7 separate regions of the Homo sapiens genome follow, and all the other regions are linked to region 1. A link is a loop called in an ENCODE intact Hi-C map of the cell type or tissue named here. Cell type or tissue: dorsolateral prefrontal cortex. All regions are shown on one strand.

The links. A loop is a pair of places that touch in the nucleus more often than their neighbours do. Peaks named below come from ENCODE experiments on the same cell type or tissue, not always from the same donor. Only the 100,000 strongest peaks of a DNase experiment are listed, where the experiment ranks them.
Region 2: a loop joins it to region 1, with 2.9 times the contacts of the local background. A loop is called at or near these places in 11 of 110 quality-filtered maps.
Region 3: a loop joins it to region 1, with 8 times the contacts of the local background. A loop is called at or near these places in 10 of 110 quality-filtered maps.
Region 4: it touches region 1 in a loop (7-fold over the local background); 42 of 110 quality-filtered maps call a loop at or near these places.
Region 5: a loop joins it to region 1, with 5 times the contacts of the local background. A loop is called at or near these places in 42 of 110 quality-filtered maps.
Region 6: it touches region 1 in a loop (5-fold over the local background); 9 of 110 quality-filtered maps call a loop at or near these places.
Region 7: a loop joins it to region 1, with 6 times the contacts of the local background. A loop is called at or near these places in 9 of 110 quality-filtered maps.

The regions. Positions count from the first base shown.
Region 1 is chr17:27,891,427-27,895,426 of GRCh38, reverse strand. It overlaps LYRM9 (LYR motif containing 9), which reads left to right and starts at 2,062. Exons shown (of 4, transcript NM_001076680.3): 1 at 2,062-2,110. RefSeq lists a silencer at 1,881-2,430. In dorsolateral prefrontal cortex, a CTCF peak has its summit at 1,975 (motif pointing right); a DNase peak (open chromatin) is centred at 2,106; H3K4me3 peaks cover 2,251 bases; H3K27ac peaks cover 3,921 bases.
Region 2 is chr17:28,182,985-28,186,984 of GRCh38, reverse strand. NLK (nemo like kinase) reads right to left here. Exons shown (of 11, transcript NM_016231.5): 8 at 1,720-1,806. Among named protein-coding and RNA genes, the nearest start is that of TMEM97, 130 kb to the left of the region's middle. In dorsolateral prefrontal cortex, no CTCF peak of the experiment used is centred here; no DNase peak of the experiment used is centred here.
Region 3 is chr17:27,991,500-27,995,499 of GRCh38, reverse strand. It overlaps LINC01992 (long intergenic non-protein coding RNA 1992), which reads left to right and starts at 3,793. Exons shown (of 5, transcript NR_146896.1): 1 at 3,793-4,000. In dorsolateral prefrontal cortex, no CTCF peak of the experiment used is centred here; a DNase peak (open chromatin) is centred at 2,039; H3K4me3 peaks cover 1,605 bases; H3K27ac peaks cover 4,000 bases.
Region 4 is chr17:28,039,245-28,043,244 of GRCh38, reverse strand. NLK (nemo like kinase) reads right to left here and starts at 568. Exons shown (of 11, transcript NM_016231.5): 1 at 1-568. The coding sequence starts at 371. It overlaps LOC105371709 (a long non-coding RNA gene), which reads left to right and starts at 1,525. Exons shown (of 3, transcript XR_934637.4): 1 at 1,525-1,648; 2 at 1,841-2,019. RefSeq lists silencers at 1,181-1,410, 1,431-1,660 and an enhancer at 1,828-2,122. In dorsolateral prefrontal cortex, no CTCF peak of the experiment used is centred here; DNase peaks (open chromatin) are centred at 1,584 and 2,114; H3K4me3 peaks cover 2,773 bases; H3K27ac peaks cover 2,950 bases.
Region 5 is chr17:28,250,152-28,254,151 of GRCh38, reverse strand. LOC105371712 (a long non-coding RNA gene) reads left to right here and starts at 3,327. Exons shown (of 2, transcript XR_934641.2): 1 at 3,327-3,574. RefSeq lists a silencer at 2,728-2,777. In dorsolateral prefrontal cortex, CTCF peaks have their summits at 2,132 and 2,332 (motif pointing right); DNase peaks (open chromatin) are centred at 2,331 and 2,821; H3K4me3 peaks cover 934 bases; H3K27ac peaks cover 587 bases.
Region 6 is chr17:28,140,585-28,144,584 of GRCh38, reverse strand. All of the region lies in intron 3 of NLK (nemo like kinase), which reads right to left. It overlaps LOC105371711 (a long non-coding RNA gene), which reads right to left and starts at 1,293. Exons shown (of 2, transcript XR_007065686.1): 1 at 1,169-1,293; 2 at 1-545. In dorsolateral prefrontal cortex, no CTCF peak of the experiment used is centred here; a DNase peak (open chromatin) is centred at 1,652; H3K4me3 peaks cover 1,232 bases; H3K27ac peaks cover 4,000 bases.
Region 7 is chr17:28,191,766-28,195,765 of GRCh38, reverse strand. NLK (nemo like kinase) reads right to left here. Exons shown (of 11, transcript NM_016231.5): 10 at 3,553-3,646; 11 at 1-1,184. The coding sequence ends at 1,130. Among named protein-coding and RNA genes, the nearest start is that of TMEM97, 130 kb to the left of the region's middle. RefSeq lists an enhancer at 2,307-2,516. In dorsolateral prefrontal cortex, a CTCF peak has its summit at 2,229 (motif pointing right); a DNase peak (open chromatin) is centred at 2,353; H3K27ac peaks cover 3,957 bases.

The DNA of each region.
Region 1 (4,000 bases):
ACAGGTTTAAACTGGAAACGTCAGGACTTCTTGTATCTTTCCCTACAAATACTGGTTACAAATCTGCAGTTGTCAGGCTAAATGACATAATGTCAGAAATCAAGAGAATGTGGTGTATTTCTTAGGAAAGTCAATAAACTCCCCTGTGCGAACATGTCCCCTGGACAGTGGGTGACTAATTTCTCAAGTAAAAGGTCTTTCTATTTTGTTTATCTGTAAATATCATGCACTGTCTGACATAAGGGGGTTCATCTGCTAAAATTTCAGTGTATAGGAAAATGACATGGTAAAAATGGTTGGGGTTTTATCAGATTATGAGACTGGTGTCATTTTAAGTGAATGTTTGGACTAGTAAAAATTATTTCATTTTACTATTGAAGCTGTAAGAACCTAAGGTTGCTGTCAAGTTGAAAGGTTCAAATTCAATTATTTTCAAATCTAGGTTTCCATTGTGACTTGGAAAAAAAATTAGAGATTATTGTTCAAATCTCTCCTACTTTGGATTTTTTTTTCTTAGTATTTGGATGTTTATAAGAAATTGTTGTGAAAGTTAAAATCTTGTGCGTTTGTAAAATTGGAAGAGGCACAAGTGATTCTGAAGGTGGAGCCTTTCAGAGGTAAAGCAAACAGCTTGCATCTTCAATATTTTATGAGATCTAGGTATTAGAACCATGTTTCTGATGCAGGAATACAGCTATCTAGGAACAAAAGGGAGATGAGACTACAGAACAGACTGTGAAATTTCTTAAAATTATTAAATGATCCTAAGACTGAGCACAGGAGTGGATGATGTTACTGCAGATTGTTCTTAATAAGGGCTTTAAAAGCTTAATGATTTATTGATTGGCTCTGCATTAATGACGTGCCCTTGATTATGCATGTGTAAATAAGAGGGCTGATTTATGAGGGTACAATTGTATCTTTCAGATATATTTGTCCAAGTCTACATCTTTAAAATAAATGGAAGCAATTATCTGAATATTTCAAGGGAGGGAACCCCACCTTCCCATCCCCCACCCCCGATTTGAGGGAAGTCTAGTATGTTAGGTGAAGAGAAAAAAAAAGAAAAGAGGAAGCTCTAAAGGGAGTTAGGAACAAAACAAAACTTCCGTTAAGAAATATCCCTGCTTCTCTTATCCTAAGAGAAGAAAAACAGATTCCCAGGTGCCACCGGGGAGCAATGTTTTACTTAAAAAAAAAAAAAGAAAAAGGAAAAAGAAAAACCTGTAAGAAGTTGTCCTGTTAAATCAACGACACATGGAGTCTGAAGGAAATCAGCCTTTTCGTTACAAACAGGTTTAAAAAGCCCTGGAGAAGAGAGACGTGAACAGAAGCAATATTATCCACTAACAACCTAACTCCCGCTTAGACATCAGCTGAGAGATCAGCAGCATCATTGAACAGGGGGGTTTGTCTTAAGATAATGACTCATCTTGATTTCTTTCAGGATATAAAACTTGTATTTAAATCAATTCAGAGAAGCACTTGAGCTTTAAACATTAGAGAGCAGGGAGAGCCTATTTAATAAACAGCATTATTTCATTTTCAAAGAATGATACTGGCAGTAGCTCTAAGTTTAAATTTTGTATTATTTTCCTCAATTATAATTATAGATGGGTCTGAAAGGAAGCATGCTTATTACTGTCATATTTATTCTTTTGACAGGTGTTATGGGACTGTAATTTGGTGAAATGATTCAAAACGCAGATTCCTATCCAAACACAATTCTTGTCATCAACACGAGAGGTTCAGGAAAAGTCCTCCAGCAAGCCTTTCAGAGATCTTGAACACCCCATATTCATAGCACAATCCATATTCAGGAATAAGGAGGAGAGAGTGCCTTTAGGGCTTATATCCGGCGTAGCAACAGCCAGAAGGCAGAGTGGGTGTTTGAGGTAACAGGTAACGAAGGCTGTTAGTGGGGACAGCTTTCAACTGGGTGGGGTCGGATCTAGGAAGAGGCACCCAGTAGGACCCCGAGTCCCGCGCGCGGCCGGCAGAGGGCGCTGGGCTCACCGTCGCCGGGCAGGGGCGGTGCCGCTCAGTCCCCGGGGCGCAGGCGCACTCGTCGCCGCGGCGGCGTCCGGGGCTGGCGTTCCCCTGGAGGCTGGTGAGCCGCGCTGCGCAGGCCGAGGCCGAGGGCGGGGGCGCGGGGGCAGCGGCGGCCGGAGCCACTGGGTGGCGGGGGCGGGCTAGGGATGTGGAGGCCTCGGGTGTCCTCGGATCTATTGAAGACCTAGGGGCGACCCGCGCCGGCACCTTTTCCCTTGCGGTCTGCGCTCTTCCACCGGAGAGCTGAGTGCACCGGAGCGCGGCGCCCGGGCTTGACGCAGGCCTGGCCGGGCGGCCTCGGAGGAGCAGGAAAGGCCTGCAGCGCGAGCTAGGGGCGCGAGGTCCGGGGCAGCCCGGAGGCCAGCCTCTCAGAGGCTCACGGGCCTGGCCACTTTTAAAAGGAGAATGTCCCCTCCACCGTCCCTCTGCCCGCGGCACCCGGTGGCCGGAGCAACCTTGTCGTGATGATTTATGCTTCTGCGTAAGAGCAAGTTGCTCCGTGGCCAAAACCCTTTCGCTCCTAGGATTGATCCTTTTTGTGGTTATTGTTTTAAAAAGTTTTATTGAGATATAATTCACGAAGCATACAGTTCACCCATCTAAAGTGCACAATTCAGTGTCTTTTAGTGTGTTTGCAGAGTTGTGCAGCTGTCACCATAATGTTTTAGAACATTACCCCCCAAAAGAAACACCTCCTTTAGCTGTCACTCCCCCCTCCCATCTACTCCCATTCTCCCAGCCCTAGGCAACCACCAATGTACTTCTGTCTCTGTACTTTTGCCTATTCTGGATGTTTCGTATAAATGGAATCATACATTAAGTAGCCCCTTGTGACTGGGTTTGTTCACTTAGCGTAATGTTTTCTGGGTTCACCTGCCATAGGTTCTTGACTTCAGGACAGTTTCCTGCTGGCTTTAGTTTCCTCTGGTAACTTGGGAATCAATTGACATCTATGGAACTTCTGTTATGGTTCAGGTACTATAAACTGTGGAGGAGTGACTAATAACCGTATATATATTTTTCTTACTAATTTCCCTTCATTTCACAGGTGTTGAACTAATACAGTATAGTTTCTTGTTCTTCAGAAGCTTACAGTCAGCAAGGAACAGAAAGCCAAATAAAGTAGGAAAGGGTAAGATGTTCAACGCTGGGCGCAGTGGCTCATGCCCATAATCTCAGCACCGTAGGAGGCTGAGGAAAGAGGATCACTTGAGCCTAGAATTTTGAGACCAGCCTGGGCAACATAGTAAGACTTCGTTTCTATAAATAATTAAAAAAATTAGCCAGACGTGGTGGCGTGTGCCTGTGATCCCGGCCACTTGAGAGGCTGAGGTAGAATCGTTTGAGCCCGGGCAGTTGTGACTGCAGTGATCCCTGATCATGCTACTGTACTCCAGCCTGGGTGACAGAGTGAGACCCTGTCTCAGGACAAAAAAAAAAAAAAAAAGATGTTCAAGCACTTAAGATGTGCCAGCCCCTGTGCTAGGCACTTTCCATAAGTTAGCTAGGTTGGTCTTTACAAAACCCCTGTGAGGTGGGTTATTCTTTTCTCCAGTTTACAGTGGGGGAAGCAGAAGTCCAGAGAAGTCAACCAGGTTGGCCAGGATTACACAGCTAGTAGATAGCAGAGGTAGGCTTTTAAACTAGGGTTCTTTGTCTCCAAAACCTGCTCTAAGTTCTGTCACATCGATTATAATCACAATAAGTGATTACAGAGCAGTGTGATGACTGTAATAGGGGTGTGAACAGCATGGGATGAAAGCCTGAAGGAGGTGACAGGGAACTGGATCTCTAAGGATGAAGGGGAATTCTTGAGGCAGGTGAAGAAGTCAAGGTAGGGGAAAGCACAGCATGTTTCAGAGATGGTATTAACAATAACAGTTAGTAGGAAACATGTAGTGTGTGCCAGGCATCATGCTTAGTAGTCTAGGAGCGTTATTTCATCCTT
Region 2 (4,000 bases), 290 kb before region 1:
AAATATCAAATGATAGTAAATCACTAGCTCAATAAAGCAAGTTATATGATTGAAATTGTCCTTAATAGTGGGAACTTGATCACAAAGAGAGACTGTGGGAGCAAGAACTGCCACTTTGTCAGGCTTATAGTATCACTAAGCACTTCACATACCACATGGTATGGTTTGGCTGTGTCCCCACCCAAATCTCATCTTGAATTCCCACATGCTACGGGAGGGACCTAGGAGGTAACTGAATGATGGGGGCAGGTCTTTCCTGTGCTGTTCTCGTGATAGTGAATAAGTCTCATGAGATCTGACCAGATTAAAAAGGGGTGTTTCCCTGCACAAGCTCTCTCTCTTTGCCTGCTGCCATCCATATAGACATGACTTGCTCCTCCTCACCTCCCGCCATGATTGTGAGGCTTCCCCAGCCATGTGGAACTTTAAGGTTTAAGTCCAATTAAACCTCTTTCTTTTGTAAATTGCCCAGTCTTGGGTATGTCTTTATCAGCAGTGTAAAAACAGACTAATACACCACAGTAAAAAAACAAAAAAGAAAACAACAGCAAAAAACACCAAAATAAACACATAAGCAATCTAAATTGTACCCTGAGACATTACAAAAATAATTTGGGTCACCCTAATTGGTTCTGGTCCCCCAAATAAAAAAACCTTGACTGTTTCTCACAAACCTGAACTCCTTAACAGAATTATTTTTATCCCTAATCTTTGCTGTGCTGATGTCTGAAGCTTTGTGAATTTGATATCTTCTGAGAAAGTTGCAGCTTTCTCACTACAAATGGACCAATGTAAACTTAATAACTTTGGTAATTTTGTGGTTGTTTTATCTTTTAAATATCTGGTATTTTTCGTATTTGGTGACTTTGTATTCTTGGCAAGTTAAATTTTCTTTACTAAATGCTTCCATTTTTAAGTCTTCTTTGACAATAGTTATTGGCATAGATGTGAATAATAAATATTCTTTGGATGAATGAATAAATGAAGAGCTGAACTTACAGTATAATTTGTAGTATGTTCCAGAAGAGTCAAGTCCAGAAAGGGTATTGGGAAAAGCTTCCATCTCAACAACACAGAGCAAACATTTCCTTATGCAATATAATGGTCAGATTTTTTTTTCAAATAACCTTAAAAAACTTTGTGTCCTGGCCGGGCGCGGTGGCTCACATCTGTAATCCCAGCACTTTGCGGGGCTGAGGCAAAAGGATCACTTGACTCCAGGAGTTCAAACCAGCCTGGGCAATATAGTGAGACCTCTTCTCTACAAAATATTTAGAAATTAGCTGAGCATGCTTGTAGTCCCAGATACTCAGGGGGCTCGGGTAGGAGGATTGCTTGGGCCTGGGAGGTTGAGGGTACAGTGAGCTGAGATCACACCTCTGCACTCCAGCCTGGGTGACAGAGCAAGACCTTGTCTCAAAACAAAAAATCATTTTGTCTTGACTTAACTTGGTGTCAAACTCCTTTTACAAATAATGAGATAAATAAGAAATAAGAGTTAAATAAGATCCAGCTCCTTATCTCTTCCCTTAGACTCTTATGTGTTAATAATCAAACTTCTGTGTGATGAGCGTGCATGATACACATGATACTGGGGATTGAAGTTTATATTCTGAAAAGTAATTATTTACATTGCCAATCTATTCAAAACCACAATGTTTCTCTCGAACACATGTATTTGTAATTCATTAAAAATATATAAAAAAAAACACTACTTACTGGATCAAAGACCAACATCCTGCAAAGGAGATGAACAGCTTCATGTGTAGCCTGGCTAGACAGGGTATAGAGTACAGGAAGAGATGGCTGTGAAAAAATTAAAAATTCAAATATTTAAGTGAGTCTTTGTGTAAACAGCTATGGAATACAGCCAATTTATGATAAGGTAAGTACTCAGTTCAAAAGGCAATGTGTGTCTAAACTCAAGGAGAATGAGTTTTCCCTTCAGTAACCAGTCTTCAAAAGCAACAATTGTTACTAACTTCCCGTAGCATTTTTATTTATTTATTTATTTACTTATTTTTATTTTTATTTTTTGATATGGATTCTCGCTCTCTCACCCAGGCTAGGGTGCAGTGGCGCCATCTTGGTTCACTGCAACCTCCGCCTTCCAGGTTCAAGTGATTCTTCTGTGGTCATCCTCCCGAGTAGCTGGGATTACAGGCATGTGCCATCACGCTTGGGTAATTTTGTATTTTTAGTAGAGAAGGGGTTTTGCCATGTTGGCCAGGCTGGTCTCGAACCCCTGACCTCAAGTGATCTGCCTGCCTCGGCCTCCCAAAGTGCTGGGATTACAGGCGTGAGCCACCACGTCCATCCCCGTAGATTTTTACATTGCATGATTACCCACTGTAGGGGAAAGCACAAAAGAGTCTATAAAAAAATGAAAACGAATTGCAAATATGGCACTCCTGCTAGCCATCTTTTTTTTTAAAGAGGAGAAAAGGCATACACATTTATTTATCGTGCGTACACGGGAGGCTTCCAAATAAAGCCCCAAACCCCCAATGAGGTACAGAAGCTTGAGTTTATAGAAACAATGTGGGATCAGAGCATGGCCAAAAATGGGTTTTAGTTAGCCTTACATCTTAAATGCTTTGGCAAGAATGATAATCAAACATGCCTAGGGGTGGGAGAGAAAAGATTGAAAGGTTTTAAAACCTGGGCCACATGCAAAGCATGTAAACTATAAGAATGTGAACTATGTCTTATGACATTACCATAAAGGTGCTGAGATATTAGTCCTAAAGGAGCCAAAGGACATGCAAGAACTTACAGAACCTGTAAGAAAGTACACCATTGGTTTTGATGGTTCAATCTGAATGGCCTTTAGCATTGATTTCTCACTCAAGAATTGCCTTCATAAGTGGTAGGCATATCCACATGGCCATATCTGACTTCTGTGAAGCAGGGAGGTGGCTTTAATGACCTGAGAAGCCATAGAGCTTATAAAGCTTCCATTTCACTGCTAGAAGCGTCAGGGGACAGAGCAGGTAAATGGCATCATTGCTCTGTCTCTCACACAAGTAAATTATTTATCTCTAACATAAAAAAGGCAGAATTAAGGAAGGTGACAAAAAATGTTTAGAGACTCCTTTTCTTCCCATGCTTAATACAACCTTTAGCAGAGAATTTTTTCCTCAAGCTTTGAAAGTTCTAGACTTATGGCCAAATTATTATCGGCTTGACTTTCATACCACTTAAAAAAAAACAAAAAACTAATCTCTTAGTGGGGTAAATGATTTTCCTAATGGGTTTTAGACCTGCCGTCTACTTATAACCTTTCTGTGGTCAGAAAGTTTGGTAGGTCAAAGCATATGAGAATCAACTCAAATAACAATAAAGTCACAGGCTAAGGCTGGGTGCGGTGGCTTACGTTTGTAATCCCAGCACTTTGGGAGGCCGAGGCAGAAGGACTGCTTGAGCCTGTGAGTTTGAGACCAGCCTGGGAAACATTGTGAGATGCCATTGCTACAAAAAACTTAAAAATTAGCCCGGCATGGTGGTACATGCCAGTAGTCCCAGCTACTCAGGAGTCTGATGTGAGAGGATTGCTTGAACCTGGGAGGTTCAGGCTGTAGTAAGCTGTGCTTATGCCACTGCACTCTAGCCTGGGTGACAGAGTGAGATTCTAAAAACAAAAAAAAGTCAAAGCCTAGCCTAAAGAAAACCTAACTGTAGGAGTAATGACCCCTGACCTTCACTATGCTTTGGAAAGTGAAGAGGCTCAAGTGCCATAAACTGTATTTTATCTGGATCTGATCTCTTCCCATTAGCTCTAAGTGCTGCTGCTTCTTCTTTTTCTTAAAGAAATGGAGTCTTGCTATGTTGCCCAGGCAGGGCTCAAGCGATCCTCCCACCTCAGCCTCCCGAGTAGTCGAGACCAAAGGCACACGCCACTGTGCCCAGCTTCTCTAAATCCTTTTTACATCCTCTGTTTCTTCAGGGGTTCCCTATAAAACTTTGAATTTTTAGGATATAATCTCAGACTAGAGCAGCC
Region 3 (4,000 bases), 100 kb before region 1:
AAGGCATCCAATCATTGTCTTTCTGGGACTTTCTTTCCTTACAATGGCTAGTACCACTAATCTTGCTCTCAATTCTAGATATTTTCATCATTCTTAAGTCTACCACTATGCTTTGAGGGCCCTCAAGTTGCCTACATTCTATTTATGAGACAGGATAACTTAGGTTCCATGAGGGGGTCATAAAACACTTTAGATTAAAAAAAAAAGTTATAGTAGGCATAGTCTGAAACAAAAGAGATAAGAAAAGCCATCATTTAAAAAACAGGTAATTCAGGGCTATTCCATTTTGAGGAAGGAAGGGAAGAGCCTTGCTTCAGACACAGGGAGATGGGAGAATGGTATTAGCTGGTGCAAAAGTCATCACAGCTTTTGTCATCACTTTCAATGCAAAAACGCAATGACTTTTGCACCAATCTAATGGTTTTCTGCCCTTTAGCACGGTTTAGTCCACTTCTGTTTCATGATAAGACCTTCACATGGTTAAGATTTTGTAGCACTAGGTCTCTGTGATCTGATGACTTACAACACTCAACTATATTTTTTGATCCTCACAACCTTTCAACATAGTGTAATTAATTAATTAAGCAAATATTCATTAAGCTCTGACTGTGTGCCAAATGCTCTGTGAGGTCTTTGATGTATACAGAAGTAAATCAGACAAGATCTTTGTCTCTAGGGGTTCATTCGTTGGAGGAAAACCAAGGGTCAGAGAAGCCAAGTGACCTGCCAGATTTGCAAATCAAATAGTGGCAGAGCCAATACTGGAAACAAAGAACCCCATTCTTTCTTCTCCACAGGATTCAGTTACTGAGATCATGATCTCTTATTTTGGTTTTCTTTTCTTTTCTTTTTTTTGTTTTGAGATAGTGTCTCTCTCTCTCTCTGTCACCTAGCAGGAGTGCAGTAGTACCATCATAGCTCACTACAATCTCCAACTCCTAGGCTCAAATGATCCCCTGGCCTCAGCCTACCAAGTAGCTGGAACTATAGGCATGAACCACTATATCCTGGCTAATTAAAACATTTGTTTTTGTAGAGACAGAGTCTTGCTATATTGCCCAGGCTGGTCTTGAACTCCTGGCCTAAGCAATCCTCTCACCTTGGACTTCCAAAGTGTGGGGATTACAGGTGTGAGCCACCATGCTCAGCCATGATCTCTTATTCTTGACATCCTGAGATGCAAGTACTGGGCCAAGGCTTTAAATGGCTTTTCCTGCAGTGGGATTACCAAGTCCCGACCACCCTGCAACCCCTGCTCTGGCAATGATCTCCATCTCCTGTTATTTGTGCTCTTGTGTAATTTCCTTCCACTAAGTGACTAATGATTCACTTCTGGCAAATAAAATGCAGTATTCATGATAGAACGGCACTTCTGAGATAGGTTATAAAAAGACTGTGGTTTGCACCCTGGGTGTGCTCTCTCTTGCTGTCTTTCCTGAATCACATGTGGTAGAGGAAGCAAGTTGCCATACTGTGAGTGGTCTTTTGGAGAGGCCTATGTGGTGTGACGAGGAACTAAGATCTTTAGCCTCATAACTCATAAGGAACTGACGCCTGATGACAACCACGTGAGCAAGCTTGGGATTGGAGCTTTCAGCTCTAGTTGAGTCTTCAGATGAGTCCATGTTCCTGGCCAACAGCTTGATGGCAGCCTCTTCAGAGAACTTGAGCCAGAGGCATCCAGCTAAGACTCATTCATATTCCTGCCCCGTAGAAACTGGGAGATAATAACGTTTTTTGTTTTAAACTATTAAACTTTGGGGTAATTTGTTATACAGAGATAGATAATACAGTATCTTTGCTGCCTGGACTTTAACTTAGTCCTCTCCTTCCTGGAGGTGTCTCCAAGGGCCCACTCAGCCTGGTGATGATAATTGGAACTGGGAGACTACAGTGTGTTGAGGGGCGCTGCAGTTAGGGGAGTATGGCTGGAGGAGCAGAAAGTAATTCTATGAAGAATGACCTCATCCTTCAGAGAATGGCTGTGGAGGAACACAGGACTGGAGAATAAAGCCTCTCTGTCATGCAAGTCCAGCTGGGCTGGGCAAGGTCTCGGTGCCAAGCTGGGCTGAAAGTGTTAAAGACTATGGACTTCCCCTTGGCAAGATTGGGGCTCCCATTAAGTCACTAGGAAGAAGATGAAAAGTGAGAGGGAATTGGGGCAACAGTACGGAGACTGGAAGCTATAGTTAGTGTCCAAAGGATCAGGCTCTGCTACTTACTGGCTCAATGACCTTGAACAAGTTGTTTAAGTTCTTTGAACCAAACATTTAAAGTGAGTATTGTAATAATATCCACTTTGAAGGGCCATTTTAAAGATTAAATGGGATGATTTAGATAGAGCTTTGAGCAGAATGCAGAATAGTTGATATTACTATTATTCCTGGAAGGGATCCAAGTTGGAAGTTTTGCCTTCAATGTTTCTGCTGTGATCTGGGTGGGTGGAAGGGGCCAGCAGGGCCCCCCCAGTAGGTCTGTGGAGGGCAATTTGGTGAGCCCCTCTCAAAAGCAAATGCATAAATAAAAGGCCAGTGGAGATACCAGAGACCACCTCAAAAGGGAATTGGAACATCAGAAGATTCGTATGAAAAAGGCTTGTAGTCTACAAAACATGGGTAAACCTTCAAATATAGCTCAACCCTCATTTGACATAGAGAAACTCTTATCGACAGCTTACTCCAATAAGTCAATGGACAAAAATGGGCAAAGGGTCTCATCTGGAAGCCATGACTCATGGTTCTCCAGAGAACTCGTACAGGAGCAGAACCCAGGAGGGTGAATTCACACCTCATCGATGTCAGTAATTTCACACTGAGGAGAAGGTATCAGTGTAATGAGTTGGAAAACAAGACAATATTAGAAGAGAAGTGATGCTTCAGAAATGAGATGAAAGTTTTTGTAGAAAAGATCACAGAAAAGTCCATGATTATAAAGGATAGCCTTGATTGATCACAGTTGGGTGGAAGATTTAAGAGGATGAAAAAATTGAGTAATAAAAACATATATGAACACTTCCCAAGGTTTGCAAGGGTTATGTTTCTGAGTCTGGTGTATTTCAAAAATTGTACATGTGTTGACATTGTGTATGTGAATCTAACATAATTCTGAAGATGATTATTGTATGCAGGACCCTACAGAGAATATGATATAATAGGGCTACCTGTATATGATCAGTCCCTAAAGTTTTTGAAACATTAGTAGGTAAAAGCAGGATAAGTGCTCATTTAAAATTTATGGGCCCGTGTGGTTGCTCATGCCTGTAATCCCTGCACTTTGGGAGGCCAAGGCAGGAGGATTGCTTGAACCCAGGAGTTCGAGACCAGCCTGAACAACATGGCAAAACCCCGTCTCTACTAAAGATACAAAACTTAGCCGGGCATGGTGGCACATGCCTGTAGTCCCAGCTACTCAGGAGGCTGAGGAGGGAGGATCACTGGAGCCTGGAAGGTTGAGGCTGCAATGAGAAGGTTGAGCCTGGGTGACAGAGTGAGACCCTGTCTCAAAAAATAAAACAATAATAAAATAAGATAAAATAAAATTTACAGATCATTTTCTGAATCTAAATTTACAGACCTTAATTTACCTTTGGAGGAGACTGCTGCTTTAAGAAAAAAAATCTCAGAATGGCCCTTTTGTTATCCAGAAGTAAAACATTGTACTCATTGTTCTTGATGGAAATTGTGACATCATTGTTAAACTGACTATAGATATTGGTAATGTAAATTGTGACTTTGCAAAGCTACTATTTACTGAGCATTTCCCATAAGGTCAAAAGAACCACTTGGAACACTCATTCAGCATACAGATTCTGAGCCCCTCCCTGAAGATCTGATTCACTAGGCTTGGTGTAAAGTCCTGGAACCCATAGATTTAACAGGAGCCCTCCACTGGCATATATTATGGGAAATAGTTTGGGAAGTAGTGCTTTACATGATTTATGTCAAGTAATTATTACAATTGCTCTCTGAAGCCGCTACCATGATTATCTCAATTTTACAGA
Region 4 (4,000 bases), 150 kb before region 1:
TGCGCCTTAACTGTAGCAGCTGCGGCAGCCTGTACCTGAGCTGGGGCTGCTGCAGCTGGTCCAGGAGCCTGCCCCGGTGCCGGTGATGGGAAATATGGCTGTTGTTGCCCAGGGTTTAACATGGCTGCAGCTGCAGCCGCTGCTGCGGCTGCCGCAGCTGCCGAAGAGGTGTGCTGCTGTACAGGGTGTACAGCGGCAGCCGACCCCGGATGAAGATGGTGTTGAGGGTGGTGGTGGTGGTGCAGGTGAGGAGGAGGGAGGTGTGGAAGGTGGTGGTGATGGTGGTGGTGGTGACCTGCTGCTGCTGCAGATGTACCGCCATTGTAAGCCGCCATCATTTTTGCGTTGGCTCTTGCGCCACAAAGAGACATTCAAAATAAATGCCCTTTGATTGGAAAGCAAACTGGGTCAAGCTGTCATTTGGCCATTTAAAAATGAAGAAAAACCACTCACTCCACCTCAAAAAACATAGAGCTTTATGTCTTCATCAGTCAATCCAAACAAGTTAGAGGATCTTGGTGTTTAATTTTGGGGTGAGCGTGTGTGGAAGGGTGTGGGTTGCCAAAAGGAAAAAAAAGGGAAAAAAGAAAAGAAAAAGGAAAAAAGGACCCCTTCCCCCCAGGATTCCTGCCACAAGTGGGTACTAAAACTCCATTCTTAATTTGGGGGAGGTTCCAACTTTGAATGTGGGAATAAAGGCCAAACCTCCCGACCCCCTGAACTCCACACACGAAAAGGATCAGGTAACACACCACCCTTGGAATCTTGAAAGAGGGTTGACTCATCTACCCCTTCCATTCCCACATCCTTTTCTAAACACCTACCACCTCCTCAAAAACAGGATTAAAAAAAATTCCCACCACCCTAAATGGAGAAGATGGGGGGAAATTTTCTGGGAAACCAGCTTCCAGCTTCCCCCCCCCCGAACTCTCAGGCCTTCCTACATCTCCCCCTACTCCTAGTCAGGTTGACCTGATTGGGGAGGGGGGGCGGGGGTTCCAAACTTTCCTGGGCAGAATAAGCCAGGGAAGGAGGCTGGAGTGAGGAGAGGAGGCGACAGCAGGACAGAGAGGAGAAAGAGAGCCGGGGCAAAAGTGAAGGGAAGGAGGTGCAGGGAGGAATGAAAGATGTGGGCAGCGCTCGGACGCCCAGACGGAGGGAACCGCCCCGGGAGAAGGTTAGGGTCCCGGGGCCAAAGAACAGGAGCCCCGGGAGGCGGGCGGGGTACGGTCGGAAGCGGGCTGACTCCTGCCCCCGCCGCCGGCTGCTTCTGCTGAGGAGGGTTGGGGGGGAGAGCGGGTGGGTCCCCCGCGCAACGGCCCCGCAGGGCTCAAGGCTGCTCCGTCTCCCCCCCTCCCCCCCACCCGGCTTCCGTCCCCGCGGCCGCTTTCTCCTCAGCCGCCGCGGCCGCCTTCTCCTCAGCCGCCGCCTCCTCAGCCGCCGGTTCCGCCGCGGCCGGACTCACCTCCCCTAGCAAAGCCGGATAGAGCGGAGCCAGCGTCGGACACGCGCAACCAGCCGCCGAGGCCCCGCCCCCGCCTTGCACGGACCGGCTGCCCTAGCCAATCCACGCCCACCTGTCCGCCACCGCCTCCAATCCTGGGCCAGGAGCTTCAGACAGGCGCACTGTTCGGCCAGTGGCAACAAGGTGTGGGTCTTCCGGGGAAATCCCGCCCCCGATCCGGGATGGGCAGATAGAAAGACCAATCAAAGGCAGAGTTTGGCTTGACCGACAAGGCTTAAAGCCAATTAAAAAGCAAAGATCTTTGTGACATTTTTCTTTCGCCTCTCTCCTCTTTTCTTCTTCTTCTTTTATTATTTATTTTTTTTTTTTTGGCAGGAGCAGGAAGCTGCGTGGTAATCCCGCCTGCAAAAGCTGGAAGAGAGGGGCGGAACGAAAGAACCAATCATGAGCCAGAGACAAAGAACAGAGTAACCAATCCTTGGGTTGAAAATGAAGTGGGATGGAACCTGGGCCAAATAGACACTTGAAAAAACAAATGGAAAAAAAAGGTTGATGTAAGTCCCACCCTTTAGATCTCCTATAGGACAGGATTGTGGAGAATTTGCTGTCATATCGAGACAACCTCTTCAAGGGGCGGGGCTTAGGGAAGGGGTGGGGTCTTAAAGTGGGCGGGACCTAGACGAAGAAGGCGGAGTCCAAATCATCACTGGTCCACTGATCCGAGATGTCCAATATCCCACTTAAGATGTAAAGTGTGGGGTAAAAAATAGGGGAAGAAAAAGGGAATGTTGAGCTTCAGAAACTCAAGGTCCAAGGTCACTCAACAAGAAGACAAAGGAAACTCAAAAGACTGACAGAAACTCAGTAGACTGACAGTTCGTAGTCTACGGCCGGTCCTCTCCATAGTTAATCCTGATCTTGGCAAAAAGAGGAGGAATCTCTGGCATTCAGAACTCCACTGTCGACAAATGATAAAGCTGTTGGTGCAAATTAAAACAAAAAAAGTAAACTTGACCACAAAAATAATAATTTTCCTCTATCTTTCTTTCTTAACAGGGTCACATTCTGTCACCCAGGCTAGACTGCAGTGGCACAGTCCTAGCTCACTGCAACCTCCAACTCCCGGCTCAAGCAATCTTCCCGCCTCAGCTTCCCGAGTAGCTGGGATTACAGATGTGCATCACCATGCCCGGCTGATTCTTTAATTTTTTAGAAACAGGGTCTTAATATGTTGCCCAGGTTGGTCTCAAATTCCTAGGCTCAAGAGATCCTCCCACCTCCCACCTTGGCCTCCCAAAGTGCTGAGATTACAGGCGTGAGCCACCGCCTCCAGCCTCTCCCATATTTTCTATCAAGTAAGTTTCTGTCATTGAAATCTTACTAAAATAGCATCTTTCCATCACTTCATTTATCTGAATTTACCCTTCCTTTAAAATGTGAAATAATAAGCTTACAGAACCTTATCCCTACTGAAACTGTATAGTTTACTCAAAAACTTGGAAGTCATCTTCGATCCCTCCTTTGCCTGTCCACATTGTCCCTTCCAATCTATCAGTCATCAAGTCTTCTTTTTTTTTTTTTTTTTTTTGAGACATGGTCTCTGTTGCCCAGGCTGGAGTGCAGTGGCATGATTACAGCCCACTGCAGCCTCCACCTCTTGGGCTCAGATGATCCTCCCACCTCAGCCTCCCAAGTAGGTGGGACTACAGGCACATGCCACCACACCTGGCTAATTTTTGTATTTTTTTGTAGAGATGGGGTTTTGCCATGTTGCCCAGGCTGAATCATCAAGTCTTAAACAATTTTAAATCCCCCTCACTTCTGCTACTTCCCAGTCACACAGCATTTACCCAAATTTACACCACTAACATCTTTAACCATTTCCCTGCCTGCAAGCTAGCTCTCCTTTGATCCATCCCCCTCTGGGGGCATAGTAAATTTTTAAAAATACAAATCTGAGACCAGGGGCAGTGGCTCACACCTGTAATCCCAGCACTTGGTGAGGCCAAGGTACGTGGATCCCTTGAGTTCAGAAGATCAGTCTGGGCAATGTGGCAAAACCCCGTGTCTACAAAAAATACAAAAATTAGTGGTACACATGTCTCTAGACCCAGCTACTGAAGAGGCTGAGGTGGGAGGATAGCTTGAGCCAGGGAGGTAGATGCTGTAGTGAGCTGAGATCCCACCAGTGCACTCCAGCCTGGGTGACAGTGAGATCCTGTCAAAAAAAAAAAAAGGCTGGCTGTACCCCTAAATAGCCTGGCATGATCTGGTTCCTGCCTACCTACCTCAAGGGTCTTATCTCTCCCTTCCACTCCACACTTCAGACATTCTGAACTTCCTGCAGCTCCTTGAATGCTTTCAAGCCTTCATGTATATCTTCAGCCCAAAACATTTCCCGCTCATCCTTCACTGCTCTAATTCATCCCTCAGGTCTTCGTGTAAATTTTACTTTTTTTCCTGGAAAGTTCTAACTCTGTTCTAGAGTATACGTTTCTGTTGTATATCTCCATGACACTGCCTCCCTCATATCGA
Region 5 (4,000 bases), 360 kb before region 1:
TTGTAGAGACAAGGTCTCTCTATGTTGCTTAGGCTAGTTTCAAACTCCTGGGTTCTAGTAATCCTCCTACCTCAGCCTCCCAAAGTGCTGGCATTACAGGCATGAGCCACCATGCCTGGCCAGGAGCGGGTTTTAATAAGGAGAAGAGGCCAGAAGATGAGACACTTTCAGAAGTGGAGATGGGAGAAAGCGTTTCTTTCATGAATGGAGGGGCTCACGCCTGTTAATCATCTAGCATGTGCCAGGAGCTGTCCAAAGGCTGAGCTACATAATCCAAATCCATCTTCACAACAGTCCTAACCAGCTCCATTTCACAGATGAGGATGTGGAGGCTCAGGGGAGATGATGTCCCTTAATCAAGGTCACACAGCCAGGAGGTAGTGAATTTAGGATTCCTACCCAGAAGCCCTTGCTCTTCCTAGTGTGCCCCTTCTGGGGTTGGGGTGGGCACGAAGAATCGGCGCACATTTCACAACCTTGCCCCAGAAAGGTGGCAATATTGAACGGGTAGAGGCGACCTGACAGGCCACACAGCTGAGGCTCTGTGGCCTGAGGCAGCCAAGGCCTAAGTTCATCATCCAAGCAGTCAAGACCCACCACCCTCCAGAAGGCTTAGCAGGTCATGCCTCAGGGGCTCCAAAATGGCCAGGCAGGCTGAGAAAATCTCCAAGCTGTGCAGTGGGGCCTGCAATCCTGAAACCAGAAACCATAACCCCACCCCTTCCCCATGGCAGCAGGCCTAGGGAAGGGGAATAAGGGGTGCTGGGACCCCACAGCAGCCCTGTAAGGAAAGGAGGCACCTTGGATCTAGCCAGATGGGGAGGGGCATCTGGTCTCAGCATAACTCCCTGACAGTAGCCCCTGGGAAAAGCACAGCCCCCTCTCAACCCCAGAGCCAGTTTCTCCTTGGATCTGTATACTTGGAGCAAAACATTACCCTATTCCCCAGGCCTCCCTGCCTCTGCCACCCACACCTCTGGGCCCCTGGCAGGGACTGTGCCCTGGTCAGAACAGCTGGTAGCCCATGTGCTTCCACCCCCACCTTCTCTCTGTTCCGGACTTTCAGGTCATGACACAGGGGGAGGAAAAGAAGGCTGCGCTGGAAGTGGAACTTTAGCGGGAAAGGGGGCATGGATCCTTAGGAATATAAAGGGACTCAGGTCCTGGCCAGAGACGCTTTGCTGTGCTCCTCTGCACCTGCCCAGCACCATGGTAATGTTTGGGCCCCCTATCAGCTGTATTCTCTAGGAGCCTGGGGATGGGGGCTGACACCAAGGGCCCTCCTCAGGCTCACTAAGGGCATGAAGGGGTTAGGCCAGGGCAGCCTCGTCTGCCATTCTGATGGTCAGGACAGCTACTAAGGCTTCTTATCCCTGCTTGGGATGGTGGGGATGAGTGGAGTTCCCGGTTAAAAGAGGGTTGAGGGGCTTAGGAGCTCTGGGGGTGTGCATCATGTTTATGGGCATCGTAGTCTGTGAATCATGGTGTGTTGCAGGCACAAAATTCTCTGTGCATTGGGTGTGTGAATCATCAGGCTGGCGTTCCTGTGTGTAACTGTTAGTCATTCATTTAATATGTATTATTGAGTATCTGCTAAGTGCCAGGCACTGTTCTAGGTGCTTGTGATCCATCAATAGACAAAATAAGCAAAGAGCCCAGCTGCAATTAATGACGCCTACACTGAGGGAGGAGATGCCGCTGGGAAGGGATCGGACATAAATATAATAAATATAGAATATATAAGTTAGAAAGTGCAGGCCAGGTGTGGCAGCTCATACCTGTAATCCCAGCACTTTGGGAGGCAAGGCAGGAAGATCGCTTGAGGCCAGGAGTTTGAGACCAGCCTGGGCCACCTAGCAAGACTCCATTTCTACAAAAAATTAAAATTTAGCTGGGCATGGTTGTGTGCACCTGTAGACCTAGCTACTTGGGAGGCTGAAGCAAGAGGATGGCCTGAGCCCAGGAGTTTGAGGCTGCCGTGAGCCATGATCCCTACACTATACTGCAGCCTGGGCAACAAAGCAAGACCTTGTCTAAAAAAAAAAAAAAAGAAGAAGAAGAAAAAAGAAAGTGCAAAAATAGAGCAAGAAAAAGCAAGATGAAGGGTTGAGTTGCAATTTTTTTAAATTTATTTTTTAAATTGTTGAGACAGGGCTCTCTGTCTTTTGCCCACACTGGTCTCGAACTCATGGGCTCAAGTGATCCGCCCGCCTTGGCCTCCCAAAGTGCTGGGATTACAGGCGTCATCTACCGCACGCTGCCGGGTTGCAATTTTAAACAGGGGTGTCAGGATAAGACCCATTTAAAAGGTGGATTTTGAGCTAATGCCTCCAGGGGGCGACAGAGCCGGCCATGAGGATGTCTGGAGGAAGAGTCTTCTGGGCTGAGGACAACCTGACTGACACTTTGAGGGAAGGGCAGGGAGAAAGGAGGGCGATAAGGAATTTGCGGGAGAGAGGTCGGTGAGATTAGGGAGCTGACCAATGGTTTTATGCCGTCCTCGTGCGTACACCTTAGAGGTGTCTCCCCGTTCATTTTTACCTCGATGCTTTCTGCGTGCATCACCGGGCATGTCCAGGTGTGCACCATTCCCCTGGGCACCAGGATGTCCCTTAGGGCGTCCGTGCACTGGTGTGTGTCCCAGAAATAGCCACGTCCCTCGGCTGAGCGCCCCTGCACGCCAGGCTGCCCACGGCGCGGAACACCCGCAAGCTACCGTCAGGGATCGCGCCGACCCCAGCCGTGGGGTCACGTGACCGCCCGCGGCTCTGTCCGCCCTGCCCCCTCCAGACGCGGGCTCTGCGCTGCTCATGCGCTCTGGTCGTGGCCGGCCTCGTGTGGGTGCTGCTGCCGCCGGAGGGCGCCCTGGGCGAGGGGCTGCAGGTGCCGCAGCAGTCCAGGGCCGCCAGCTGGCTGAATTTAGGCTCGATCAAGAAGTACGTGGGGGCCGGGCGCGGTGGCTCACGCCTGTAATCCCAGCACTTTAGGAGGCCGAGGCGGGTGGATCATGAGGTCAGGAGATCGAGACCATCCTGGCTAACAAGGTGAAACCCTGTCTCTACTAAAAATACAAAAAATTAGCCGGGCGCGGTGGCGGGCGCCTGTAGTCCCAGCTACTCGGGAGGCTGAGGCAGGAGAATGGCGTGAACCCGGGAAGCGGAGCTTGCAGTGAGCCGAGATTGCGCCACTGCAGTCCGCAGTCCGGCCTGGGCGACAGAGCGAGACTCCGTCTCAAAAAAAAAAAAAAAAAAGAAGTACGTGGGGAGGCTCTTCAACAGCAGGTGATCCGGCGGAGGGCGCGAGGTTGGGAGGGAGGACGACGGAGGGTGCGGGGGGACACGGACGCCGCCGGGCACCCCCACGCGCATCGCGGCCCAAGCTGGGCTCTGGGAGCAGCCTCATGACCGCTGCAAAGACGTGTTCTCAGCACAAAGAAATCTAAAAACCACAAGAAAATTGCAAACGCCACGAACACCTCCCCACCGAAAGCCACGAAACCCCCTCCATGGACCACCACGAAACCCCAGTGGCTGAACACCTCGGAACCCCGACCACCAACCTCCTGGGGCCCCAGGTAGGACAGCCTGTACGGTCGGCACCGAACTAAGGGCCTCGGGACTGGGGGCAGCTTGGGTGGGAGCGAGAGGAAGCCCTCGGGGGTGGGCGTGCGGGGAGATACTGGCGCCCTGGGGCTTCCTTCTCCAGGCTGGGGCTTGGCCTCCAGACGCCTGGCCCTCCACCAACCCTTTTATATTGAGAGGGGCCTCAACCCTTCCTCATCCCCCTCAGCGAAAACAACAAAGACAAATCTCTGTTGATTCAGTGACTTCTGTGGGCCGGGGAGGGACCAGTCCTTCGATGGGGAGGGGGAACCCTGGAGTTCCTGCTGTGGGAGAAAAAACCTCAGCTGCTGGGTGGAAGGGTCCTCCCCTCACTCCCCCAGCAACCTTCCCCCACCTCACCCCACACACCACCACTAGCGTAGGGGAGACTCCAACGC
Region 6 (4,000 bases), 250 kb before region 1:
AGGTTATGAGGCTTTTCAGAAGCTCAAATTAAGTGTGGCTTTGTTATTATTCAATATTACCCTCTAACAGTTGGGAGCACTGACAGCATTTCATTCCCACCAGCTGGGAAGTTTTAGAGATATATTTATTTTTTAATGGAGAGGTGAAAAGACTAGATTCAAGCTTTAGTTTTTTTTTTTTTTTTTTTGGCTTCACCTGGAACACAGGTGTTTCAAAGAGCTAGCGTGAATAAGTTGTTCCAACTATAGTGACTCTCTTCAAAGCAGAGGGAAAAAAAATCCAGCTGTTGAGTTTGAACTTTAAACAGTGCTTTAAAACAATCTCAGGATTTGCTACACACTAAATCATCTTTATGCAGACAGGAAGGCCTTTTAAATGAACTAAAAGAGGTGATGTGAGTTTTACTACATGGCATAGGAAGGGGAGTGGTTCTTGGGATCTCAGGCTGAAGCAGAAAATTATGTCGTATGTAGATGGCGGTCAATTTTCTATCTTCCCATGTTCAGGCCTGCCAACATAGTCTATGACTTACATTTTTCACACCCTTCAGAAAAAAAGAAGAAAAATAAAGTTGATTCATTACATAGCATTTAGAGAGTCAATAAGAACTGGGAGAATTTACAAAGTATTACAAATAAATGCTTACCGATGACAAGGTGTTGTATAAATATGTCATAATAAGGCACTGCTGAATAAACGCTTTTAATAACAGACAGCTAACCATTGTGGACAGTTCAAGTTGTGCGTATGTGTGAAAAGTTGTGATACTGTCTTATGTAAAAAACTATCAGGTCAAAAGCTTTTGCCATCTAGAGTTCAGAAAGATAGTGGGCTGGCTTCCCTGCTCAACTGAAGTCTGAGAACATATTTAATATTCCAAGTGCAATGAGCTACTGATGCTGTATGACGTTCTAATGATGCGTTAAAAACTTTCAGATAGCAAAATAAAGATATTTAATTGGTTTATCTGAGTTGGGAAAACAAAATGGCAACATGTTGTATCAAATTATTTCCTACAGAATGAATATGGACAGAAAGCTTTGAAAACCCTATTTTAATTCCTAAACTCTCTTTACTATTTCAGATAATGGAAACTTAATCATTCTTTTTTCATTTAATATGGACAGAAACTAATGCTAAGCCAGATTACAAAAAAAGAAATCTTACAATATTAAATATTTATCAAGTAGGTCCCATATTGGTCAAAGGTTCTACAATCCTTTTTTAAAAGTTTTCATCTTTGGCTGGGCATGGTGGCTCATGGCTGTAATTCCAGCACTTTGGGAGGCCGAGGCGGGCGGATCATGAGGTCAGGAGAGCGAGACCATCCTGGCCAACATGGTGAAATCCTGTATCTATTAAAAATACAAAAATTAGCCTGGTGTGCTGGCATGTGCCTGTAGTCCCAGTTACTCAGGAGGTTGAGGCAGGAGAATTGCTGGAACCCAGGAGGTGGAGGTTGCAGTGAGCCAAGATCATGCCATTGTACTTCTCCCTGGGTGACAGAGTGAGAATCTGTCTCAAAAAAAAAAAAAAAAAAGTTTTCATCTTCAATGTGACATATATTGGAACAAATATGAGTCAGGTGACTTTTCCAAAAGACATAGTAAATTTGGTTTAATAAACTGTAGTACATAGATGCCCAAGCCTGGCCCCCTCAAGCCACAGATTCTCTTATGACAAGTATATGAATGACAGTTAAAACATGCTTAAGCAATAACACAGTTAAGCACTTTAAACACTAACATGCTTAGGCACCTTAAGCACAAATTCTGAAATCCTGCCATTCCTGTCTGAAAAAAGAATCTACAGCCATAAATGTGTGAGACTTAATAAAATCTCCTGCTCGTTTTTTTTTTCTTCCAAAATCAGGTGCACAGGGGAAGGAAGTTTCAGCCTAGTACTCAGATATGAAACTGGCTGATCTGAAATAAAAGTGAGGGCATTGAATAGCGTGGATAATGACAATCTGGTTTACAGATATGGTTGATTTCAAACAATGCTTTCCACATGAAAGAAAAACAGCAATGTGTCACAGAGAGCATTGTGTTCTCTTGTAACAAATGGTCAGCCGTAAATCTCATCATCTTCTTTGCAACAAAAAGCATGGGAGCCTTTGCAACTAGAAAAAAATCGGTGTGCTTCAATTAGAATCACTGACCTTTTCTGAAGCATGCCTGTGCTTCTCTATAGAAATCAATGGAATAAAAGGTCATGTTGTTAAAACGTTTGAATACGACAATCTCTTTCCCAGGCAAAGGCAGATTCTTTTTCTTTGTAAAGTAACAAATTTGTTGTATAGAATGTCAAAAATTAAAACTACCTCAGTTGTAATTTAAAACTGACTAAAAAAAAATCAATCCAATCACCAGAAAAAAAAGAAAAAAGCGGGAAAGCTGTCATTCTACATATTGTTACAGTCCATAAGGTCTGTCAGATGAGTATTTTTCACTAAGGCTATAACCATGTATGTAATAAAACAAGAAGAGCATTCTAGAGAAAATGATGTTATTTTAAACTTCAGCTCTCTCCTTTACAAAGTGCTCTGGAGAAGGCAAGGCAAGCTCTGTGTCTGTCAAACATAGATGGCAGAGACTGGTGATTAATCTTCCACCGTCATAACCCTCCAAAGCAAATGCATATGTACATAAACCCAGAGATTAAGAGCTGAGGAACAGAAGCCAAAGTGACTGGAATAGTCACTGTTTTTTGGAGTATAAAAAACCAAATTTGAAAGAGGAGCCTCTATATAGATTAGGAACATTTTACTGTATCAATTTCTTCATTCATGAAGAGAAAGGGCAAATTCTTCGATGATCTCTTAATGCATTCAGAAGGTAAGGGATGAACATATCAGTCATGTAAACTTCATCGTCCTTCTTACTGCCAATACAATGAATATTAACATTTTCTCCAAAAGACAATGAGCTTTCAAATTAGACCCAAGTAACCTTTCCTTAACACGTCTGAAAAACTTACTTCCATATCTAGACAATTTGGTGTCAAATGTCCTTCTGCTCAATAGAATTTGAGAGCATTTACTCCAGTATGATCTACTGTAAAGCTGCACAAATGATGTCATTAAAACCTGAGAGCAGACTGCTACCAGTGTTACAAGCAACCGCAACAGCATTTTGAATGGAGGGCAAGTCTCTAAACACATCAATCTACAGATGCTAGTCCTTACCTACTCAGTGTTACCCATCACCAGTGTAGCTCATTTGTGGTTGGAGATTCTAAAAGACAAAGTTACTAAAAGAAACAGTTCTGAAGAACAGAGAAGATTCAAAATAAACAGAGAACAAAAATCTACAAGAAGAATTTAGGAAAAGTATATCAAAGAGTCTGTTTCTGAGTACTTTTTACGGGAGTTGAAAAGAGATGAAATAAAATAGTGGTCCATTTAAAAGGATCTCCCTCCTCTGTCTAGATAGATGATACAACATAGTGCCTAATACATTTGTTCACAGTACCCACTTTCTAATTCTTACAGAATGAATATTCTATTATGCACTTAGTTGTGCCATCTATTAGCACTGTTTCATATTGTTATTTAATTAGAAAAGCTATGCAAAAAGGGTTACACGGACCCATGAACAGGAATTAGACATGGATTAAAATTTTGTGGAAAAATGAAAGTGTTACTAGAGATATTGAAAATATACTTATCCTACTAATATGTAACTGTTCTTACACGAATTGATACAGGAAGGACTACTGAACATGTTTTATTCTATGAAAATTATTAAGTTGCAGGTAAGTCTTCCCAGCTCTTTTTTGGGGGGTGGGGTAGGGGAGTAGAGAAGGAGTCCAGGGCAGGTTTTTTTTTTTTATCCATAAGACAATTTGGTTAATGTCTCTATTGTAAAATTGATTATTCTGGTACTATAATTATTTGAAAACTGTCTATCATCTCTATTAAACCATGAACTCCTTAAAGGTAATGGCAACAACCATATTTTGTATTACCTGCTGGTACATCTTTGCTGAGGGTAAAGT
Region 7 (4,000 bases), 300 kb before region 1:
ACTCCAGGAGGTAGAGGCCTTCGATTTGTATTCATATGTACATATGCACAGAAGAATTCAGTGTTCCAACAGAAAAAAAGAACTTGTCAAAAAGTAATAAGTTATTTACTACTGTGACATTTCAAGACTCCCACAGCTTTGCCTAAGGACACAAACACATTTGACATAATTCCCTATGTGCCTTTTTTTGTGGCTTAAATTTTTTTTTAAATTTGTTTTTGTCTTTTATTATTTTTTTACTGTCCAGTGCAGGAAAAGTCTCACAAAATTTCACAGACCTAAAATGTGCAAGCTAGTTCTCTTTCTATACAGCAATATTGGGATTCTTTTGAAATTAGCCCAGAAATGAATTATTTACACACATGAAAGATGCATGCTTGGGGTTCTTTTATGTAAGAAAGAGCAGAAAAACTTCTAATAAAAATAGATTAAATATATATATATATATTTATACTGGGTAAGGAAAACAAAAGTTTAGTCTCTCCTAGTCACAAACTCATTCTCTCTACCCACAACATTGGATTTTAGACAGCACACATCACCATCACGGCTCTAATGAGAAGCTAATTATAGGGCTTGATCATTAGGTGGCATGCCCCTCCTCCCTACCCTCCCCCCAGGTGCAGCCACGATCAGCTCACGTGGCTCCATGATTGGTCGCAGGCAAGGTTCCTAGATTCTTTAGTTTTAGAAAACCCCAAATCTTTAGGAATGGCTCAAATATCAAAATGTATGACTGTCCTTTGTGTTTGTGTGTGTGTGTGTGTGTGTGTGTGTGTGTGAACAATCTCACTTCATTTTAGAAAAGAAAAACAAAACATAAAACCCCAAACTCCCAAATTTGGTTCAATTCTCTTTTGTTCTGAGGTGAGCCATAACAGCTGCACTAAATTCATAAAACATGTGCAACTCTGGGTAAAATATTTTTCTTCTAAAAGCACAACCACTTTACAAGATTAAAAGTCTAGTAACATTTCTAAATATTATTCATATCATACAAGTAGTGGTTGTTAATTTAAAACTTCATTAGTAAAATTACAGTACAAGCATGATTAACCTCCAGAATTGCAAATCCCAGACTCCAGTGGAAAGCTACATTACATCTTCAGTAGTACATTATCTTCCACCATCACTCCCACACCAGAGGAGATGGGGGCATCTCAGATGGCTGAGCAACAGTGGAACTGGAAGAAAACAGAGATGGAGAAATTAGTTGTAATGTCACAATGGACAAAAGGGTAATTCACTACTTCCTGTTTTCCTCTCTTCCTCTGAAAAAATTAATTCCACTTCTGGATTTTTATTTGTTTCTTTGAAGTTGAATTTATTCTAAGTTGCTTGTTTATGGACCTGTTATCTATGGAGAGGCAATCTGGTATAGTGGCTAATATGTAGGCTTGAAAACCACATGTCATTTACTAGTTGTATGGCCCTGAGCAAGTGCCTTAATCTCTTCTCATTTGGAAAGAAATAATGCTGTTTACCTCATAGGATACTGGGATGAATAAATGATAATAGATGTGAAGTATTTTCCACAGTGCCTACTTCAAAGTGTAAAGTAAATGTAGGTATTACAAGTAATAATTTCAATAATCAATCAGGAAAATAACCTTAAGGGATGTAGAATCATCCATTTAAAAGTAGCCTCTCAAAATACAGTGGCCTATTTTGAATGGGCCTTATAAGCATTCTTTTATCAAGTATTAATGGAGAAGTATAGGTAATCATTTAGCATTGGTGATCTAGATCTGTTATTGGCTTTTTCCTATGTCTAAGATTGCTAATTAGATTATAAACTTGAGAGGGAAAAGTGTAACCCCTTGTTTCCCCAAGGCCCAGGATCATTTGCACCTAAGCTGCTAAACTGCCTAACTGACTGGGTCACTGACTCTTAGGGGAAAATAGTAAAACAAAGTAATTTAAAACCACAGATAAGTAAAAGTGCAACTTAATTCCTTCTTCCAATAGAAAAATACATGGAAGAAATGAAAGTCACCTGATTTTGCAAATTTTAAGCATAAAATCTTGACTGTGGTCCAACAAATCCAACCAACTTTAATATGATTAAAGGGAAAGGGCAGCAGGAAGAGAGAAAAAGGAGAGGAGAAAGGCAGCGGGGAAGATAGAGACTGTGTGACCACTCATATCCGAATCCACCCTTTGTCCTGCTTTGTGATACTGGAGCCAGACCCTGTTCATGGTTCCCCTTTGCCACCTAGCTTAATGTTAGCTTTTGTCAACAGAGGGTGCTGGAAGGGCATTTGCAAGGCTGTAGCATCAGGAAGCAGTCTCCCTTCCTTGGTTTGTTGTGCCTGTTTTTGGTCATGTGGAAGGCTCAGCTTTGGTCCACCCGAACTCTCCTGGCAGGCAGTCTTTGATGGACCAGTTCTGGCCACACCTTCTGGCACACTTCCTCTTCTGCACCACCCTCGTGCTGTGTGTTCCAGTTCCTGTGGCAGCCATACCCTCTCCAAAGAGGTCCTTACATGAGGAACCTCTTCTAAATTCTTAATTCCTTTCTTGTTTACTCTCCCTCAGTCTACAGGGAGTGGCTGCTTTCTGCATTTGCTACTTCAGCAGCCTTCAGAATCCTCTTTTATGCCTTTTAGCAGTTGATCATCTTTCCTAGTTAACAGTTCTTATTACTGAATTTTCCCCGTTTGTATTCTAGGGAAGTGGTTTATTTCTCCCGATTAGACCCTGATCAATATATAAGGAGTTAAGGAAAAAGAAATCAAGAGAAGGAAAGGACAGACAGACAAGGAGAATGAAGCCTGGTAACTTCCAATGTAGGTTCATAGCTCTACCATATGCCTTTTGACTTCTCCTCTAAATAGGCTACACCAGCAGTCCACCTACACACAAAAAAATTATTTTCTTGCTTGCAGTTATTACTAGGGAGTGAGAATGGTAGTGGGAACTGAGATGACCACGTCTAACTCCAGGACAGGTGGCCACCATACTAATGCTGCAGCAGGACTGCCATATATGTGATGAGGCAGCACAATGGTCATCCGGGGAAAAAATTGCCAAAGCAACCGCAGTGAACTGGCACCAGTGTAAAATGTGATGCTTACAGTTTTTTGTTTTTTTTTTTGAGATGGAGTTTCGCTCTTGTTGCCTAGGCTGGAGTGCAATGGTGCGATCTCGGCTCACCGCAACCTCTGCCTCCCGGGTTCAAGTGATTCTCCTGCCTCAGCCTCCCAAGTAGCTGGGGTTACAGGCATGCACCACCATGCCTGGCTAATTTTGTATTTTTAGAAGAAACAAGGTTTCTCCATGTTAGTCAGGCTGGTCTTGAACTCCAGACCTCAGGTGATCTGTCTGCCTTGGCTTCCCAAAGTGCTGGGATTACAGGCATGAGCTACCGCGCCCAGCCCAGATGCTTACAGTTTTAATACACTTTTGACTAAAGCCAAACCTCATAACAGAAACTTTCTGTTGCACCTTTTATCTATGTTATCTAAATAAAAACAAATATGCTGAATAATGAAGTAACACTGGCATCCTTTTAATTCTAACAAGAATGTTGAATTACATACATATAGTTACCTAATAAAGCTCTTAAAAGCAGCAGACTGAGGGTTGATGCAGAGAGGCACTCTGTTTCCTTTCTGCTGTTCCAAAATGAACTGATGAATAATTTCTGTGGAGAAAACAAACATCATACAATCCATGACAATTTGCAAGCCCGGGAGCAGTGAATTCTCAGCGAACTCTAGCCAGCATCTGAAAAGCACTGCCTACTGGTTTAGTTAAATCAAACACACACATCATCTATCAAGCAGAATTCAGCTGAACTTCCTAAAACTAAAATGACAGCTGTTGCTAAATATAAGAAACCTACTGGTGGCATTACACAGACTGCAACCCCATCAGTGGGAAGAGTAAAATGGCCTATAAATTTGAGAGAGACTCCACAGGTTTGGCATTATGGGTGAACTCTTCTAAGTTGCTGGCAATTATTGCCTTTTTGAAGATCACTTAAAGACCTCAGTTG